Linked DNA regions of Homo sapiens: region 1 is linked to region 2. Evidence: chromatin contacts called from ENCODE Hi-C or POLR2A ChIA-PET data. All regions are on one chromosome and are shown on one strand. The core of a region is the stretch at or near the end of the contact, and the rest is flanking DNA. Distances in the headings are between cores, read along the strand shown. Region 1 holds the start of PCDHGB3 (protocadherin gamma subfamily B, 3). Region 2 overlaps PCDHGA1 (protocadherin gamma subfamily A, 1).

The links. Hi-C counts contacts between places; a loop is a spot of excess contacts on that map. ChIA-PET counts read pairs that join two places held with the same protein, here RNA polymerase II (POLR2A). Pooled maps may share reads with other maps.
Region 1: a loop to region 2 is called in a pooled map, with 2.8 times the contacts of the local background. The contact joins the promoter of PCDHGB3 here to the enhancer-like site in region 2. A Hi-C loop is called at or near these places in 2 of 50 pooled maps. POLR2A ChIA-PET finds 5 or more read pairs at or near these places in 2 of 52 experiments (OCI-LY7 and WTC11).

The regions. Positions count from the first base shown.
Region 1 is chr5:141,364,602-141,371,988 of GRCh38, reverse strand. It overlaps PCDHGB3 (protocadherin gamma subfamily B, 3), which reads right to left and starts at 1,747. Exons shown (of 4, transcript NM_018924.5): 1 at 1-1,747. The coding sequence starts at 1,594. All of the region lies in intron 1 of PCDHGA1 (protocadherin gamma subfamily A, 1), which reads right to left. The region is part of intron 1 of PCDHGA2 (protocadherin gamma subfamily A, 2); the gene reads right to left. All of the region lies in intron 1 of PCDHGA3 (protocadherin gamma subfamily A, 3), which reads right to left. It also overlaps PCDHGB1, PCDHGA4, PCDHGB2, PCDHGA5 and PCDHG@. RefSeq lists a silencer at 5,610-5,788.
Region 2 is chr5:141,491,288-141,498,649 of GRCh38, reverse strand. It overlaps PCDHGA1 (protocadherin gamma subfamily A, 1), which reads right to left. Exons shown (of 4, transcript NM_018912.3): 2 at 3,785-3,843. It overlaps PCDHGA2 (protocadherin gamma subfamily A, 2), which reads right to left. Exons shown (of 4, transcript NM_018915.4): 2 at 3,785-3,843. It overlaps PCDHGA3 (protocadherin gamma subfamily A, 3), which reads right to left. Exons shown (of 4, transcript NM_018916.4): 2 at 3,785-3,843. PCDHGB1 (protocadherin gamma subfamily B, 1) reads right to left here. Exons shown (of 4, transcript NM_018922.3): 2 at 3,785-3,843. It also overlaps PCDHGA4, PCDHGB2, PCDHGA5, PCDHGB3, PCDHGA6 and PCDHGA7, and 13 more genes. Among named protein-coding and RNA genes, the nearest start is that of PCDHGC5, 5.9 kb to the right of the region's middle. RefSeq lists enhancers at 5,642-5,761, 6,292-6,741 and silencers at 6,092-6,141, 6,872-6,941. Within about 2 kb of position 4,693, at least 7 of the 41 ENCODE cell types and tissues checked have a DNase peak (open chromatin) inside an H3K27ac peak, as active enhancers do.

The sequences.
Region 1 (7,387 bases), core at 498-2,997, 120 kb after region 2:
GAGTGAGCTCGAAGGCACGCAGCTGCTCGTGGTCGAAGGCTCGCTGCGCGAACACCACCCCGCTCCGCGCGCTCACGGACACGTAGGACGACAGCTCCCGCGGCTCCAGGTCACTGGCCACGATGTAGTAGGAGACAAGGCCATTAGGTCCCAAGTCGGGATCCGAGGCTCTGACATGCGCAATGGAGGCTCCAGGCGGATTGTTCTCAGCTACATGCACGGTGTAGGAGGCCTGGTGGAAAACGGGAACGTTGTCGTTGACATCAAGGATGTGCAGAGTGATGGTCTTGCTGGAGGAGAGCGGTGGATTGCCTTTGTCGGTAGCTGTGATCGTCACATTGTATTCTGGGATCTGCTCCCGGTCCAGGGCTCCATCTGTCACCAACCTGTATGTGTTTTTGGTATCTTGAACGATTTTAAAGGGGAAGTTTCCTTTTAGTTGGCATAGGATTTCTCCATTAAATCCAGAATCTAGATCATGTGTTTTGATCAGGGCAACGGCAGTCCCCAGCTCAGCATCTTCTTGTATATGTTGGGATTCAGAAGCCAGGGTTATCTCCGGGGCATTGTCATTTTCATCTGAAATATCTATCTGTACTTTACAATATGCAGTGTGATGTCCACCATCCTTTGCTTCCACCCCAATTGTGTAGCTATCTCTCTCTTCAAAGTCCAGTTCTCCAATAGTGGTGAGTTCCCCCGTTTTACTGTCCAGCTTGAACAGTTGTCTCACTTCCTTGCCAATATTGATGAAGGCATAGATGATTTCGGCATTGATGCCCTCATCCATGTCAATGGCCATCACTTTTAATACGGAGGAGCCAGCGGGCAGGTTCTCTGCAACATTGACCCTGTACATGTCCTGAGTAAATACTGGGGGGTTATCATTTGCATCTGCGACAATTACCCTGATCTGGGTGGTACAGCTTCTGGAGGGCTCGCCCCCATCCACAGCTGTGAGGACCAGGTGGTGATGTGGCTGCTCTTCCCTGTCCAGGGGTGCTTTCAGTACTAGCTCTGGGTACCTACTGCCATCCAGGTTCTCCTTCTGAATCAAAGAGAAGTGCGGATCAGGGCTGAGGTAGTACTGCTGCAGCGAATTGACACCTACATCAGGATCTTGCGCAGATTCCAGGGCAAATGTGGCTCCAGTGAGAGCCAGTTCGCTGATTTCCAGCTCAGTGATATTTTGGCTAAAGGTCGGTGGGTTGTCGTTAATATCCTGGATCAGCACAGTTACATGAAAAAAGTTTAAAGGCTTTTCAGCAACCATTTCAAATTCCAGAACACACGTCGACTTCTTGCCACAAATCTCCTCTCGGTCTATACGGTCGCTCACAAGTAAGTTCCCATTTTCGGGGCTCACGGTAAAGAATTTCTTCTCTGCAATAACCCGCAGGTTCCTAGTAGGTAAATCCCCCACGCCAAACCCCAGGTCCTTGGCGAGGTTCCCTACCAGCGAGCCCCTGTCCAGCTCCTCGGGAATAGCGTAGCGGATCGGTTCGGAGAGAGCCTGGTCTAACAAAGAGAGCAGGAAGAGAAATAGCATTCGCCTCTGCCCTGCTGGGCCCCTCCATCCGGAGCTATTTCCCATCCCGCTCTCTGCGCCTTTGCCTTTCTAAATCCGAGGAGAGGAGATCTTTAAATAATCCCAAGAGTTCTCCGAGCAGGACCAACTATTTGCTTTGTCTTTGTGCTTGGGTTCTCTAATGGGTGTCTCCGCTGCAGGAAGCCTGATAGAGAGTGCACTTTTCTTCCGAGCTGGCTGCAGCGGGAGGAGCCAATATTTTGCACAGCACTAGCCAAGAGCGGCACCCGGCGCCTCTGCTGCAGAACTGCAGTAATGGTGACTAAATCAGCTCCAAATAAGGAGCTAGTTAGGAGAAAAATCGGCAGTGTACTGATAGTGATACTTTCTTCCCATTTTAAAAGGACTTTTAAAAAACATTAAATATACTTACTATATCTTTAGTCTGTTATTTCTTTTAATTTGAGCTTTATCCATCCAAATCAAGTACCTTTTACTTGTCAAAGGGCAGAGATAATCTTGCTCAATCCCGTCACGTTTTTAGTTTCCATTTTCATAAAATGGTCATAATAATATCTTCTCTGCTTACTCTAGTAGAAATGAGGGCCAAATAAAATAATACATAGAAAATCATACAAATGGAAGCTATTTTTGGTGATGGCAGAAGACGTAGTATAAAGAGGCTTGAAATATCAGCTTCACGTGTATTCTTATTGCATTCTATTTCCTTTACTTCTAACTTCTAAAAGTTATAATGTCATAGCTTTTAGTTTTATTCTATGTTTCACTTTCTTCTCTTTTATCTTTATTATCTCCCCCCAAAAGAAGTTAAAGGTAATGAGGAAATGATTGACCTTATAAAATAGAAGTATAGTAAAAAGCAAGAGGGTCTCTTTTCCTTTGTTTCCAAGTGTCTACTTTTAATTAAATAAGTATGATTGAAAACTTTTTTTTTCTATAGAGGTGGGGTTTCACTATGTTGCCCAGGCTGGGCTAGAACACCTGGCTTTAAGCAATCCTCCCACCTCAGCGTCCCAAATTGCTGGGATTATAGTCATGAACCACCCTGGCCCAAATGAAAAACTTTTACAAAGGATGTTTTTTCATACTACATCACAATTGTCCTGAAATGTACTGTTTCTTCTCAAGTAGCCTAACAATGATGCGTTATTAGGATTGGGGAGTGAATTGTAAGTCCTTATAATTATATTATTTAATTATATAAGTAATCTTCCTGTCCACTTTTCCTTGGTCCCCAGTTTACCATCTGATAATCCTAACTTTTTGTTATTTACACTTTTCCCTGGTCAATAACATGCCATTTTCCATGTTTCTGACAGGTGTCTTACAGTTTTAATTCCATTTTCAAACCAGAAAATCTTCCTAAAGAAATTATCTTTAGCCTACATAATGTATTGTTACTCTAAAACTAGGCAAGTGTGCAGCAATAAGCAATGAGTTCCACACCGAATTCACCTTATAGTGGAAAAGCATTATAGCATCTTAAACTACTCACAGTAACCAGAATTCTAGACAGACACTCATTGTCACCTTTATACAAACATCAAAAATATAACTGACTCAAGACTTTGCTCCAAAACATTCCAAAGCAAGTGCCTTCCAACACAATGCCAAGTGTTCATTGTATGAACACTTCAATTAGTATGAAAAATTATTCTTCAGAACACATATAAAACTAAAGATTCAGATATTTAAAAGTATATGGTATATACAGTACATACATTCAAAATGTATGGATCAAGCATTTTATAGTCTGTTAGTAGTTTATAGAGGGTTTAAAGATATTTTTCCATTGCACAAAACATTTAACTCAGAAGAAATGTACCCAAATCTATAACCTTTACTTTTTTCCCAAACACCTTACCCTAAGAAGCATATAACATTTTCTTTTAAAAAAAATGGAAAAGCAAGTTTTCACATAGGAGTGAATAATGTCGACACCTACTGTATAGATTCTCTTGTTACTCTTTGGATGCATTCACTATTCGGTGAGTTTGTACATTTTACATTTTGGTCAGAATGTCCATGTGTGTATGTATGTGTGTTTGTGTGTGTGTATGTGTGTATATATATGTGTGTATATATATGTGTGTGTATATGTATATAGATATAGATATACTTGAATGCTCTTTAACAGTGTTTAAAAAATAAAAATCAAGTGGTCTTAGGTTCTTTAATGTGTCAATTAACCTTTCATGTGGTTGAGTAATGTAGCTTACTATCCCATTTGTAATATTTTATTACCTTTTCCCCTTATTTAGTCATTATTTGAAGCTGATGCTCAAGGTTTTAAAAGTACAAAATTTGAAGGATTAAGAATATTTTAATAAGAAACATCTGAAAATCATCTTCAGCAAATCAGATGCAGAAGGGAAATATAGTAGTTCTTTCATTACATAACACATCCTCCTGGAATTTGAGGCACATAGGCCAGTATTTCATTAAGACAAATCTATTAATTTAAGATGAGCACATACGTTAGATATGAAATTTAAAATTTTGAACCATCTTTAAGTTGAGTTCTTTTTTTTTCAAATACAACCTTAAACTCAAGTAATAAAGAAGAATTGCACCTACACTTAAAGAAACGCTAACATTGCAGTAGGTATTGATTCTAATAAGTAAAGGGTTTATCTATAACAGAAGATGCCAGGTGTGTGACATATTTACATTTATTGAGTGCAGCAGTATGTAACTCTCTGGAGGCTTTACATCACAGAACGAAGCCCAACCTTAAGGTTCCTTTACACTGATTTCTTCTCTCAACAAGCCCACATATCCAATAACTACATGGCTTAACACAAACTTTCCAGACTTTAGAATGCTACATGTTATCATTAATATAAATTTTATCTACTTTTCTGATATTTATTTATTTATTTATTTATTTATTTATTTATTTTGAGACGGAGTCTCGTTCTGTCTCCCAGGCTGGAGTGCAGTGGCGCGATCTCGGCTTACTGCAAGCTCCTCCTCCCGGGTTCACCCCATTCTCCTGCCTCAGCCTTCCGAGTAGCTGGGACTACAGGCGCCTGCCACCACGCCCGGCTAATTTTTTGTATTTTTAGTAGAACAGGGTTTCACCGTGTTAGCCAGGATGGTCTCGATCTCCTGACCTCGTGATCCGCCCACCTCAGCCTCCCAAAGTGCTGGGATTACAGGCGTCAGCCACCGCACCCGGCCTCTTTTCTGATATTTATGACCCAGAAGTTCTCTGTACCTTTCCACTGATTTATGTAAATACTGTAAATTATTTCCTTAAACAAATTTCAGGTAGACTAAAATATCAGTCCTATACATTATCCTTTCCAAAACACATTCACTAATGGTGTCTAGGCAGACACTCAAAAGAGAACAATATATCTAACAATTTGAATAAATAAAACATCTTTTCTATTAATAGAACTGCAGTTCCAATATAACAAAATATTTGGGTAAAATGATTATATTTAACCACTTTCCTTTAAGGTATTTGTTTCACTTAAGTCTACAGATATCAGCTAGACTTCCCAAAACAGAATTTGAAAACAAATGGAGAAAGCATGAATTATATAAAAAAAATTAATCTCCAATACAGCAAATAATGTTCCACTATTTACATAACTAGCTGATTCTGAATATGACAGAAACATGAAAAAGGAAACAAATGAAAATGTTCTGGTCATCCTTACCGAAAGAGAAAACTAACCTGAACTCGCCGTTCTTCTTTGTTTGCATCTACCTTATCAGACATCAGAAGAGGCTCGCTTTTCTCACAGCTCTCTTCACTAAGGAGCGTGTCTGCGTAGTTGGGCTGGGGAAAGATCAGGTGACTCTTCCTCGAGTCCGCGGTGAGGGAGACCTCGTGGGAATAGGTCTGCAGGAAAGCCCGAACCCCATCCACGCCCACAAAGTGCGAGGCGGGCACACCCGCCAACCTGCTGCCTTCAGCCTGAAGCAGGCGTGACTTGTGCCAGCGCCTCAGTCTGAGCACCAGCAGCACGATGACGAAGGCCAGGAAGACGCAGGAGACTGCAGCCACTGCCACCACAAGATAGAGTGTGAGGTCCAGATCCTCAGGGTCAATGGGGGTCTTGATACTGCCTAGGTCAGCCAGGATGTCAGGGATCCTGTCGGCCACGGCAACGGTGACCGTGAAGGTGGCTGACAGAGGGGGCTGGCCATGGTCTTCGACGGCCACCACGAGGCTCTGCTTGAGCGCGTCTCTGTCCAGCAGGGCTCGCGCTGTGCGCACCTCGCCCGTGTGCAGCCCAACCGCAAAGAGTCCTGGCTCGCTGGCCTTAAGCAGGCGGTAGGACAGCCAGGCGTTCTGGCCTGAATCTTTGTCCACCGCTACCACCTTGGTCACCAGGTAGCCAGGTTCTGCGGAGCGAGGCGCCAGCTCCACGCCCGTGGAACCGTCTGTGGGGAGGGCGGGGTACAGGATCTCAGGCGTATTGTCGTTCTGGTCCAGCACAAACAGGCTCAGCGACACGTTGCTGCTAAGTGGAGGGTTCCCACTGTCGCTGGCTGTCACCCACAACTGTAGGTCTCTCAACTGCTCATAGTCGAAGGATCTCAGAGCATACAGGACACCGGTGTCAGAGTTAATGGATACATAGGAGGACAAGGGCGCCCCCTGAAATGTGTCTTCAGCCAGGGAGTAGGTGACTCGAGCGTTGTCGCCGCTGTCGGGGTCATGGGCTGTCACAGAGAAGATAGAGACACCTCTGGGATTGTTTTCTGTGACAGAGGTGGAGTAGGAGGCTTGAGGGAAATTGGGTGGGTTGTCATTAACGTCTGCTACTTTCAAGGGGATGTGGCTTTCTGTAGAGAGGGGCGGGGTTCCATGGTCCATGACGGTTAAAGTGATATTATAATCTGAAGTCTCTTCTCTGTCCAGGTCCCTAGTTGTTAATAGGTGATAGTAATTATCAACTGACTTCTCCAATTTAAAAGGCAAATTCCTAGGAATAGAGCATGCAATCTCACCATTTTCTCCAGAATCACCATCATGTACGCTAAACAGCGCGATTACAGTTCCGGGAAGACAGTCTTCAGAGATCGAACTGGTCAGAGAGGTGAGGATCACTTCGGGGGCATTGTCATTCACGTCCTGTACTGTGACCACCACCTTAGCGCTGGCAACAAGAGCGCCTCCATCCTGAGCTACCACTTCCATGAGGTAGAATCTGGATTCTTCATAGTCCAGTGATTGTAGAGTTGAGATTTCCCCCAGGTTGGAATCAAGTTGGAAAGTCTCCGAAATTTTTTCTTCTTCATTGCGAAAAGAGTAGGTCAATTTCCCGTTTATTCCCTCATCTGGATCCGTGGCGGTTAGCATGAGCAGCCGAGTGCCCACAGGTATGTTCTCTGGAACACTCACGCTGTACTCGGATGGGGTGAACAGGGGCGCATTGTCGTTTGCGTCGAGGACCGTAACACGGATGTGCGTGGTGCCGGAGAGTACCGGGTCTCCGCCATCTAAAGCTGTGAGGAGGAGGTCGTGAACAGTCTCTTTCTCGCGGTCTAGGGGCTGTTCCAACACCAGCTCCGGATACTTTTGTCCATCAGTTCCGCTTACCACATCCAGAGAGAAGTGCAGATTGGAGCTGAGCTGGTAACTCCGGAGAGAGTTCACACCCACATCCGCATCCCGCGCGAAGGGAAGCACTAACCGTGTCCCTGCAGCCGCATTTTCATTAACTTTTACTTTTAACTCTTCATCCCGGAAACGCGGGAAGTTATCATTAATATCGATTATTTCTACTTCTACTCCATAAATTTTCATTTTGTTCTCAACCAAGATGTTAAAGTTCACCACACACAGTGGGCTCTGAGCGCAGAGCTCCTCCCGGT
Region 2 (7,362 bases), core at 3,444-5,943:
AGGTCTTCTTCCTTCTGTCTAGGCAGTGTGACCCAGTGCTGACTTGAACTTGAACCAAGTTTACTGAAGAACTCAATACTAGCCCTGCTTTGAAGCTGGTGTGTCTGACCAGACCAGGCTGGAGGGCAGTGGGCAAGATGGTGGGGAGGGAGTGAGGCAGGGCATCAACAGAAGGCTGGAACCAGGGTTAGACTGGATAAAAGGAACCTCTCCTCTTCATCCCCTCACTCCAGTGCCAGCAAAGAGAAAACTCCCTGCCATTCCCTTGATCCCAGGAGGCCTCACCACAAGGCTTTTGCATAGGCTTTTCCCATTTGGAATGCTCTTCCTTCTGTGTAGGCAGTGTGACCCAGAGCTGGCTTGATCTTGAACCAAGTTTACTGAAGAACTCAACACCAGCCCTGCTTTGAAGCTGGTATGCCTGACCATCTGGAATGCTCTTCCTTCTTTTCTTTAGCTGGTTAATTTGTATTTGTCTTTCAGATCTCAGCACAACTTCATTTCCAGGATGTCCTCCTGCTCCCTAAATCAAATCCCTATTATACGCCCACACCACCAGATACAATTCTACCTAGCACTTATGACAGTTTCAGTCTCACATTTATTTTTGTAATTATTTGGTCAATATTTGTCTCCTTCAGTGCACTGTAAACTCCTTGAGGGCAGGGGCCTCCCACATCGAGAACACTGCCTGGCCAACAGAAAGTGCTCACTGACCATTTGTTGAATGAATGAAGGAGAGAAGTTGAAGTTACTGGACTAGATCCTAACGCTTATTTCACTTTGGAGCCGCTGAATCAAAAATGTTTGTTGTGGCCGGGGGCGATCACACCTGTAATTCTAGCACTTTGGGAAGCTGAAGCAGGTGGATCAGTTGAGGTCGGGGAGTTTGAAACCAGCCTGGCCAACGTGGCGAAACCCATCTCTACTAAAAATACAAAAATGAGCTGGGTGTGGTGGTGCACACCTGCTGTCCCAGCTACTCGGGAGGCTGAGGCAGGAGAATCGCTTGAACCTGGCAGGCAGAGGTTGCAGTGAGCCAAGATCGCACCACTGCACTCCAGCTTGGGCAACAGAGCAAGACTCTGTCTAAAAAAAAAAAAAAAAAAGGTTTGTTGCATCCTCCACAAGTTAACTAAGGAAGCAGAGAGAGGAGAGAGAGAGAGGTTCCGCACCTTCTCCTCCATATCTCCAAGAGCTCCCACATGTATTCCAGGCCACTAAGCCTCTCATTTGATGGAATGGGAGTTGAGGCAGGGGTAAGGTGCTCACCCCAGAGGACACATGAGAGGCAGTTGGTGGGGCTTCCAGGTTCAATGGTGAATTCTGCTTCAAAGCCAGTGTATGGCCTGGGGTGGTGGTAGGTAGAGGGAACATAAATGGCCTAGAACTTCTCAATGTCACCTCCTCCTAGAAGCCTTCTCTGATCTTCCCCCCCCCATTACACTCACATTGTTCTCTGCCTCTCAGAACTTACTGTGATTTGTGGCTAGATTATTTTTTTTTCGTGATCTCAGCTCACTGCAACCTCTGCCTTCCGGGTTCAAGCAGTTCTGCCTCAGCCTCCTAAGTCGCTGGGATTACAGGTGCCTGCCACCACGCCTGGCTAATTTTTGTATTTTTAATCGAGATGGGGTTTCACCATGTTGGCTGCCAGGCTGGTCTCAAACCCCTGACCTCAAGTGATCTACCCACCTTGGCCTCCCAAAGTGCTGGGATTACAGGCGTGAACCACAGTGCCCAGCCTTTTTTTTTTTTTTTAAGTGTTACTTGTTGCAAATTTTCAGTCTCCTCTGCTGGTCTGGAAGCCTATGAGTTCTGGGATCACATCTACTTGTTCACTCCTATAGCCCAATGTTTAGCACAGGGCCCTGCTCATAGTAGATGCTCGATAAATATTTGTTGAATAAATGAACGAATGAATACATTAATGACTTAATGGATAACTTATGAGAAGGTTGGCAAGGCCAGCAGGGAGAAGGACAACAGCTGGGGTCAAAGGAAGGGCAAGGGCAGCCCAAGCCTTTTGATCTGCTGCTTTTTAGGGGCCTTCTAAGAAGCGCTTTGCGTTCCTAAAATGGGTGACAGGACTGTGCATGCCCAGAAGCTGGAATCTCTGCCATACACCAAGGGCTCCTGGGTCCTTGTGGCAACAAGGGTTTGGTTGGTTGCAGGATGGGGGAAAGATAACTCTTGGAAGCTCAGCATCTGTAGCAACTTGGCAAATGTGGACAGCAAGTACTCAACCATTGAGGAGGTAGGGTAAGGTGGCCCAAGCTCCTGCTTCTCTCCCTGGGCTCTGAGACTCCTCCAGGCTCCTGACTTCTAACTGGGAGGCCTGGCGCAGAGCCTATCCCACTCTGCTCAGACCAACTGAAGGTCTTTCTGCTGAAGTTTCCCTCCCCTTCAGCCCGCAGGGGGTTCCTGTCTCAGCAGGAATTCATACCAGATTGAAATGAGCAGCTGGGGCTGCTTGGATGGGAGGGTGTCTGGTGGAGAGCTGCGATCAAAGGCTCAGTGTGTGAGGGGCAGGGAAGGAAGAGAGCGGGGTGTTGGTGGGTGGTGGGTGGGGGGTTGTGTGTGCTGGCTTGCCCACAAGCACAAAAAAATGAGAGACAGAGACAGAGGCTCAGAGAAAAAAGACAAGATAAAAGAAAAAGAGAGATAAAGAAAGAGTAACAGAGAAAGAGGCAGAAAAAGACAACAGGCACAGAGACCAGAGACAGAGACAAAGAAAGATATACAGAGACAGAGACAAAGAGAGACAAAGAACAGAGAGGAAAGCAGAAATAGTGAGAGACAGAGAAACATAGAGGCTGGGGATAGAAGAACACAAGGCGCTAGGAAACGGTGAAAGGAGAAACAGAAAAGAGGTCCAGGACAAGGACAGGGAGGCAGAGATAGAGAAGGAGAAAGAGACTAAGGGTCCCGTGTAGTTACTCACTCCACATTTATTGAGCACTTATGCCATGGCAGGCACAGTGGGCGGCACAGATCAATGCAAGTAGACAAATGAAAGGGACTGAGGCTGAGGTGCAGCAATCAAGACGGAAGCTAAGACAGAGATGGAGAAGAGAGGGAGAGGCAGAGATTGCAAAGCGAGATAGAGACTGAGGGAAGGACTGAGAGGTAAGAGAAAGTGGCAAAGACGGAAACTCAAGAAAAAGGGGCAGAGACACGGAGACCCCACAGACAGAGAGCAGGACAAGTAGGGGCAGAGGACAGTGGGAGGAGGGGCCGGAGAAGGGGGCCTGCTCCATGCCCCGCCCAGTCCTTCCTCAGTTCCACCTCCAGCTGTGCTGCCTCCACTCTCCCCAGGCTGCAGTCAGCCTCGGCTCTGGAGGCTCTGGAGGAGGCGCTGAGTGCGGACCGCCTCCTCCGGTCAAATGCTTTTCTGCCTGAGCCCCAGGTCATAATGGAGCCCAGCTCAACTCAGGGGAGGGGGTTAGGCAGTACATGGGCATAGAAAGCCTCGCTTTCACCCAGAGACCAGCTTAAGACCATCCTTTGGTTCCACAGTGCCCTCAGGGGATAGGAAAAGGTGCCGGTCGTGGCGAGGAGGGAAGGGGCAAGCATGTGAATTGAGCTTCCTGAACAGTCAGGGCAGTCGCCTCTTCCTTCCGGGGTCTGTGTGCCAGCCCCCCGCACACCAAGACCTCCCTGGGATCTCAAACTGAGGGAGAAGCCATCTGTAGCAAATGCTGGGCCCTCCCCCATCTCCTCCCACGTCATCCCTGAGAAAATGCCGCAGAGAAGAGGGTGGGCTGGAGAATCAGTCACCTACCCGCTGGTGCCGGGTCTCTGGGCCTGAGAGAAACGCCAGTCCGTGTTGGGCGGGGCTTGCTGTGGAGAAAACAGAGGGAAAGGGGCTGAGTACCCGTGAGAAGTTAGAATGTCACCCGAGCCCCTAGGGATGGGCCGGGAGAGAAGGAGGGGAGTGGGCACAGAGAAGAAAACGGACTAAGAGGGGGCAGGGGTGGACTCATCTCCAAAGACAAAATACACCTCAGGTCTCAGAGGTCTGAGGTACCAGAAACCAAGAGATAAATCACATTTCATCTGACCACAGTGAGCAAGCTGAGACTCCTTTCCTAAAGAAATGGCCCCTTCCTCCCTGCCCCCAGAGTCAGAACTCCTGAGCCAAAATTCAAGGACTGAAGGCATCTTCTGTGGAACTGGGGGAAGAGGTGCAGACAAAGCCCCCTAAAGTGGCAAAGGAGGCTTTTCAATGAGAATTCTACCAGCCCTAGAATGAATTTATTCAACTCCTCAGCTGGGAACAAAGCATCCTCTGCAGCAAGATGGCTGCTGTTCTTGGTAACCCTTTTGGTGCCAGGTTGTGCAGTGACACATTCACAGGGACATCTTCTCTGGGCCCTTGGCTTGCAAGAATCTCTTCCCACAGCTAAATACATTATTAATTTAGGAGTCATGCCAGATTGGGCCTTTGCGGGGCATCCAAGTCCCGGGACACTTCTCACCCCTAGAACTCCGTGCCAGACAATGGTCTGTGACTAAGGAGAAGAGAACAAGGCTGCTCTGTCTGAGACGGAGAAAAATGGAAGGGATGCAGCGGGGAGGGATCCAGCTCCCACAGCCTCCAAGCAGGGCCAACTAAGTCTCCAGGGCTCCCAAGGGGCTGATGTGTAGCCATCTCCCACCTAGCTGAAGGTGTGGGGCTCTGGCCAGCCACTTCATTCCTGAGTCCCTTCTGGTCTTTCCAGGGGGTGTGTTATCCCATCACACACTCTCATGGAGCACTCCTAGAGCCACCTCCTCACTGGTTCTGGGGTGGGCTGGTAATTAATACTCATACTTGCTCCCAGAAGCAGAGAGTGTGAGTATCTCAGATTACTCCAGGGAGAAGGAAGCTCCGGAACTGCCAGTGGCTCACTCAAGGCTCACAGGTGGCAGTGATATGAGCAGAACCCAGAAACCTAGCATTCCAGGTGTATCGGGAGTCACCAGCACCATTCTGGGGCTGCCATGGAGAAGGGCACAGGGATGGCCAGCCCTCAGCCACTGTATTCTTAGACACAGCAGAATCTACATGGAAATGCAGTGATTGTGATAGGAGGAAACGGAGCTGGGGGAACTCAATCTCCAAAAGGATAACTGGCCAAGTTTGCGCTGCGGGGACTGCTCAGAAATGAGGAGCCACAGAAGACTTTCCCCACATGTAAGGTCCTAAAAGGGAAGGAACCCCACCCTTGCCCCATCCCAGCAGAAGCAAAATCCCAGCAGAGGCAACTCCCCTCTCCTGTCCTCAAGCTTTTAAAGTTCCAAGTGCCAAGAAATTAAAAGCACACATTCTGGAGTTAGACAGGGGTTAGAATCTCTCTTACTTGCTCTGTGAACTTGAGCAAGTCACTTGACCTCTGTGAAGCTGTTATAAGAGAGGCATGTTAGTACCTAGCCAACAGCAATGGTGGGAAGAGCAAATGAGATGAGGTTCTCAAAGGAGTTATATAGTAAGTTTCTCTCAATCAGCTATCAAAATCACCTGGGGGTGTTTCAAAATACAGTCCTAGGAGCAGAGTTAGGCATTGATATATTTTGAATAAAAGCTCCTGGAGTTGGAGAAACTTGTGTTTTTTACTATTGTAGTTTCCTCACACATAAGGGCACCCTGGCATCTGGCAGAGCCTATAGCTTTCCATCTGCCAGAGGAGACAGGACTTGTTAGAGTGTCAGATAGTTTGGTCACCTCCAAATCTCTGACCCTAGATCGCTGGGCACATTGTGATCACGACGGCGCCAAAAGCCTGTATCTCTGGGGGTTGAGAGCCAGGGCGCTCGAGGCTTTCACTTCCTGCGGGAGGAAGGGGCCGCTGGTGCCACTGGAGTCCCAGTCCTGCTGTCCTATAGAGGCTCACTCACTCGCCCAACGCGGAGCCCTGCCGCGCCTCGGCCACTGGGCAGCTCTGCCTGTCCGCCTGCTCGAGGCTTCTGGGTTGAGGGGTCGCCGACCCTTGAGACGGAGTCCCGGGACCATCCGGACCTCTGGCCCAAGGATCGTAGAGTCCTGCCCGCCCGGCACTTAGAGCGGCAGTCGCTCCAGCGCTCCTGGCCCCGCGCCTCGCTCAGGCCGCCCCCCAGGCGACCCGGCCCAGCCCGGGGCGCAGGTGGGAGAGGTGAGAGGAGGCTCCGGAGTCCTCGCCTGGTCCTGGGCGGCCGCGATCTGGGACCCTCAGGCGCGCACAATCAGCTACGAGTACTCCTGAGCCCGGCGGAGGGAGCGGCAGAGGGGAGCTGCGAGTGGACCGGAACAGGCCTGTGAATCTGGCCGCGAGCGAGTGGCAGTGAAAGCTGGTATTCGCGTAAGCCCACGTGCGAGGAGTGCGTGCGTGCGTCCGCGCACGTGTTGGCGGGGCGTGGCGAGCCCGTGCAACTTGTGTGGGCCGTGGGGGTGGCCAGCAGGGAGGACACGCATGAGCCCCGCGCGCACACCTAAGTCCCGCAGACAGGTGCGGTTGGGTGATGCGGGGATAGGGAGGGTAACAGTGAAGTCACAGATGCTGGGAGCTGGGGAGAAATCGAAGAGGAAATCTACAGACCGGCGAAGCGTGCCGGAGCCGGCGCCTAGGAGGCTGGCTGCAGGGGTGGATCTGTGACTGCCTCCTCCCGGGACCCCCGACACCCGCGGAAATCGCCCGAAATTCACCGGAAGCTCGAAGGAGGCCCCGGCCTTTTTTGAGTGTAGGGGTGGGGGTCGGTCCCACCTCCCCTCGCCCACAGTCGCCACCACCCCCGGTGCTCGGAGCCCCATCCCTTAATCGGCCACTCTGGTTTCGCGCAAACGGTCCAATGATCCCGAGAATCGGGTGGAGCGCAGCCAGCGACCAAGCCGGCCGGAGAGGAGTGGATGCAAGTTCAATCCCTTATGAGGACGGGCGGCTTCTCCAGTGCCGCCCCCAGGGGTCGCCCGGGGCGGCGCCGAGCCCCTCACCTGGCTCCGCTCCCGCAGCGTATTAGAGCGGGACCGGATGGCGTCAGGCTCCAGCGCCAGAGCTGTGGGCTGCTGAACGCTGAGGGGTCTTAGAAAAGTGAAGTCACTGCCGTCCGAGGCCGGTGAAAAGCACGTCCTGTAGCAGTGGCTCTGCGAGTCTGTGGGCCGCAGCGTCACCTCCATGTACTTGAGCGTGCCGTCCGAGCTCACCTGCAGGTTGGGGCTGGACTGCTTATAGAAGTCCGGGGAGGGTGAGTCCTGGCGCCTGCAGCACTGCCCTCCACCCCCGTCCCCGTCTGCGTTTCCCTGAAGGCACTTCGCTGACAGAAAGGTGAAGGTGACTAGGGATAAGAGACTGACGGTCGCTAGAGCCACAATGAGGTAAAGGGTAAGGTCTGAACGCTCAGGAGGGT